2 separate regions of the Homo sapiens genome follow, and region 2 is linked to region 1. Evidence: read pairs that join two places in POLR2A ChIA-PET (ENCODE). Cell type or tissue: Panc1. All regions are shown on one strand.

Evidence for each region. ChIA-PET counts read pairs that join two places held together with the same protein. Peaks named below come from ENCODE experiments on the same cell type or tissue, not always from the same donor. Only the 100,000 strongest peaks of a DNase experiment are listed, where the experiment ranks them.
Region 2: POLR2A ChIA-PET joins it to region 1 with 5 read pairs; 2 of 35 experiments call an interaction of 5 or more read pairs at or near these places.

The regions. Positions count from the first base shown.
Region 1 is chr1:236,904,263-236,906,762 of GRCh38, forward strand. No RefSeq gene overlaps it. Among named protein-coding and RNA genes, the nearest start is that of MT1HL1, 99 kb to the right of the region's middle. In Panc1, no CTCF peak of the experiment used is centred here; a DNase peak (open chromatin) is centred at 1,079.
Region 2 is chr1:237,203,836-237,206,335 of GRCh38, forward strand. All of the region lies in intron 1 of RYR2 (ryanodine receptor 2), which reads left to right. Among named protein-coding and RNA genes, the nearest start is that of RYR2, 160 kb to the left of the region's middle. In Panc1, no CTCF peak of the experiment used is centred here; no DNase peak of the experiment used is centred here.

The DNA.
Region 1 (2,500 bases):
GCTTGGTCCCCAGCAGAGCCAGGACTGCTTCCTGGTCTGCAGGAGCCCATTTCTCTCCACTGGGCCTTCAAATTAAATCTTGAGGCTGGGTGCCGTGGCTCATGCCTGTAATCCCAGCACTTTGGGAGGCCAAGGTGGGCGGATCACCTGAGGTCGGGAGTTTGAGACCAGCCTGACCAACATGGAGAAACCCCGTCTCTACTAAAAATACAAAATTAGCAGGGCGTGGCAGTGCATGCCTGTAATCCCAGCTACTCAGGCTGAGGCAGGAGAATCGCTTGAACCCGGGAGGTGGAGGTTGTGGTGAGCCGAAATCGTGCCATTGCACTCGAACCTGGGCAATGAGCGAAACTCTGTCTCAAATAAATAAATAAATAAGTCTTGAATAAAGTTAGGGATCAAATATCAATCAGTGGACGTATTACCGCCCCCCCCCCAACCAAAATAAATTGGTGAGTTACAAGGAAGTGGACACATCCATGAATGTTTTTTAGTCCTGTTTGGCATAGAAATGAGTTTGTTCTCTTTTGCAGTTAGAAACATTGTCAATCAGCTGAAAATAATTCAGAAACCTAGTTATGCTTTACACTCCAATTGTGCATTATTACCCAACAGATCAGATAAAAATCAAGAGAAAGACCCTGTGAAATTTCTCCATTTGTTAAAATTAACCATCAACTGGGAAAAATAGAAAAAAACAAACCTTTTCCTAAAAGAGACAGGGAGGCATGGTACCCATTCTATTTGCTAAGGCACTCAAGGAGGAAAGATCATCATATGCAGTAGATAATGTCAGAACCAAAAATCTAGCAATTCTGCCAGGCACATAGTAGGAACTTAAATATTTGTTGAACAGACGCCAAGATGCCAGCTAGTGCCCTCCAGAGATTTTCCAGGCAAGTTCAGAGATGTGCTGCCACTGTCCAATGCAAGGGAACAGACAACTGCACAGAAGCAAATCTGGTCCATCCATCAGCGGCCTTTCAAAACCTACAATCCAGTGATCGCTGATACTCATAATGATGACTCATAAGTGTTGCAATATTCCTGCAGTACCTTCTGAATCATCAAAGACTCATCAAAATTCAGTGTCACTTCAGTACTAAGTACACTTTACCATGTGAATCACTGTATTTGAAGGTTGACCACCCAAGTTTGATAAATGTGACCCCTGTCCTTTAACTGGAATATAGATTAAGCAACATTTTTCCTTCTCCCAACTATGCCAGATAGCAGAGCATCTGCTGCTGCTATAACCCTGTGTCGAAAGAGCCAAGCCTGACTTTATTTAAGCTATAGAGAGGGGTGCTGAAGTGAAGAAGATGGTTTATCATGGTGAATGGAAAAGATGCTACAGAACAAGAGAGTGTGTCCTGACAAGGAGGTCAGCTCAAACCCTGGAAGCTGAAGGGGCTGGTGTGAGGCAGAGTTGAGTCATTTAATACCATTGGCATTGAAGGGGAAGGAAGGCGCTAATTTTGGATGGTTTGTATCAGATTAGCAGGAGCATCTGACTTAAGAAAACAGAGTAATTATTGGGTTTTGTCAAGTGAAAAGTGCGGTTTGGCTTTGGATGCCACCTTTGAAATTTTACTTGAAAAGTGAGGAGGGTTGAAGAGAACGGGAAAGTTGAGAACTCTGGAAGGTGGGAAGAGAGAATTTTCTAAAGGTTTTGTAATATAAGTAGCAAACATTTGTGGATATATATTTGGAGATGAGAGAGAGGAAACAGTAATGAGGACATGACTGCCCCCAAAATGGGGAGAGATGGAAAGGACTTTACCCAACCATTTTCCTACCAACATTAAAGGGATAAAACATGCCTTCTGTAGGGAAATGGATGTCCCATTCCATCCAGAGGGATGGGTGTGCTTTTTTTTCTTTCTTTTTTTCTTTTTTTTTTTTTTTTTTTGAGATGGAGTCTTGCTCTGTCGCCCAGGCTAGGGTGCAGTGGTGCAATCTTGGCTCACTGCAACCTTGGCCTCCTGGGTTCAAGCAATTCTCCTGCCTCAGCCTCCTGAGTAGCTGAGGTTACAGGCACCCACCACCACGCTGGCTAATTTTTGTGTTTTTAGTAGAGACAGGGTTTCACCATGTTGATCAGGCTGGTCTCAAACTCCTGACCTCAAGTGATCCATCCACCTCGGCCTCCAAAATTGTGGGATTACAGGTGTGAGCCACTGTGCCCGGCCAAAGTCTGTTATTTTGTAGAGTTGATTGGTATTTGGTTATCAAGGCTGTGCTAAGATTTGCAGCGATAGAGGAATAAACATTTATGTCTGCCTTTTAAGCTTCTCTTCCAATGAGCTCAAATAGTGGTTATGATATTAGAGAGAGGAAATGCTGGCTGGACAAATTTCCTCTACTTTTGCTTTAGCTAAGATCCCCAAGAGGTGAAATATTTGCTGTAATATGGCATTTGTGCATTCATTCATATTATCTGTTCATTCATCAAATATGTATTGGGCTAGATCCTGTGCCAGGGCTGGACATACAATGC
Region 2 (2,500 bases), 300 kb after region 1:
CTTGCCCTATTCCGTGCAGTCTCCACCTCCATGGACTACACTGTTCAGATTCCTCTCACCATAGATTAGTTTTCCTTGTTCTTCGACTTCACATAAATGAAATAATACAGTGTGGGCTCGTTTGTGTCTGGCTTCTTTCATTGAAGTTACTATTTCTGAGAACCCATTCATGTCATTGTTTTGTTTTGTTTTTGAGATGGAGTCTTGCTCTGTTGCCCAGGCTGGAGTACAGTGGCGCAATCATGACGCACTGCAACCTTCTCCTCCTGGGTTCAAGTGATTCTCCTGCCTCAGCCTCCCGAGTAGCTGGGACTACAGATGTGTGCCACCACGCCTGGCTAATTTTGTATTTTTTGTAGAGACAGGGTTTACCATGTTGGTCAGGCTGATCTCGAACACCTAACCTCAGGTGATCCACCCGCCTTGGCTTCCCAAAGTGCTGGGATTACAGGCGTGAGCCACCACGCCTGGCCCATGTCTTTGTTATATCAGTAGTTATCCCTCTACTTTTGATTCCCATATCCTCTGTCCCTTTATTGTTGAGTAGTGTTCTATTTTTGAATATACTAGAATTTATTTTCCTATTGCTGATACTGTTGTTGTTGTTTTTTGACTGTCATGAATAAAGCTGTTATGAATGTTCTTGTTACCAAAACAAAAACAAAAACAAAAAAAAAAAAAAAGAAAGAAAACTAGGGTCGAATCCTGCAAATGCATTCAGGTGACGGGGTCCCACCCTAACAGCCATGTCAGTAGCTCTCATCCATCACGCCTGGGAAAATGCTCCATTCCGCATTCCTTAGCTCTGGTTCTGGTTTCAGACTTCACTTTATATTGGCGGGGTTTTAAAGCTAGAGGAGTCTTTACCTACTTACTCTTATGTACAGATCTGAATATGGAGGTCAGGAGGGGCAAATGACATGTCCTAAGTCAGAGGAGATTCAACAAGAAAACCAGACAGTCAACGACTGAGCCCCTGGCATATGCTGGGCATTGGTGAGCTGTAGGGATGTGGTGATGGAGAAAACAGAGTCCCTTCTTCAAGGAGCTCAATCCAGCAAGGGAGGCAGATTCTTTGCAGGCAGGACCAGGCTTCCCTACAGCAGAAGGAAACTAAATCAGGGTAATGAGCCTCAGCAGGGACGGGCCTCCCCACTGCCCTGAGAGGACACAGGGCTGTGGCATGGTCCTGCTTTGACCGGCTAGCTGTGCAGTAGGGCCAGGTGGGGCCTGGAGTGGCCTGAGCTAGGGGCTGACATGAGCTCCCCCAAGGCACTGCATAAGTAACGTTAGCCTCTATTTGCACAGCAAAATCAAGGACATGGTTTTCTAGAACACAGGCTGCACCCTCTCCCCCAAGCCTAGCAAATGGGCTACGCTGGTTGGTGGGCCCTTGTTTGTGACAGGGTTGGAATACACCACAGGGTTCCGAGTGCTGAGTTGTGGCCCACAGGTGACTGGCAAGGGGAGGCAGAGCTGTAGAGCCCTTGGGAGCCATGGAGGGCTTGCTGCCTGCCACGAAATGCTCTCTCAGCAGCTGCTGGTCCAGCTGTGGGCAGCCGTACAAGCTGTTTACAGCATCCTGGGACAGGTGCTTGCAAACATATGGATGCCATGGGGGATCCGAGCCTGCAGTGCCATGGTGGCGTTTGTGGCCAAGAGACTATGTGCAATCAGAAGGAGGGAAGAGCTGGCCCAGCAGAATTTGGTCCAGGGTGAGGGCCACAGAAAGGTCAGAGGCAGGATGGGGCTGGCACCCAGGCTGGTGGTGGCCTCACATCACCTATGCCTGAGGCCAGTCCTGGATTGCCCCAGAAGAAACAATTTCTTTACTCCAAAGAAATCCAAAGGAGTTAAAAAGTGAGAGCCCAAATCCAATCTGTGCTCAGGGAGCAGGCCTCTCTGCAGGGGGCAAGGGCACGGCTGGAGACGGAGGTCCTGCAGCTGCAGCTGAGGCCCCCACTCTTCCTGCACTGGGCAGAGAGCCGTGATGGGGCCTCAGCAGGAGTGCATGGAGGAGGACGCCTACTGTCTGGACCTGGACCGGAGGCTTGGCAAGATGCAGGACAACTGGAAGCCGTGAGTCAGACCCGCGACTGGCTCAAGAAGATTGCACAAGACCTGGTCTAGAAATTGGAGAAGTTCCAGCGGGAGATCCTCTTCCACGAGGAAATGGCTCAGGAAGTGTGGATGGCCACCGGGTCCACCAAGCGGGTGCTCCAGGAGCTCCGGGAAGAATATGACTTCAAGAGGCAGAAGCCGGCTCACTGGGAGGCCAAGTTCCAGCCTTTCTGGACAGTGCTTTGGCTCCTAGGGCTCCAGCCACAGTCTGCAGGGCCTGGAAGTACCAGGGGGACCGTGAGCCACTAGGACCCCCAGGAGGGAGGTGAGTCATCACCTGAGGGCTTGGGTCCAGAGCATCTACCTGTTTGATTCCATTTTCCCTGCAGCCAGGTCCTGAATACCCTGAAACTCGGCCGAACATGAGCCTGAGCTGCTC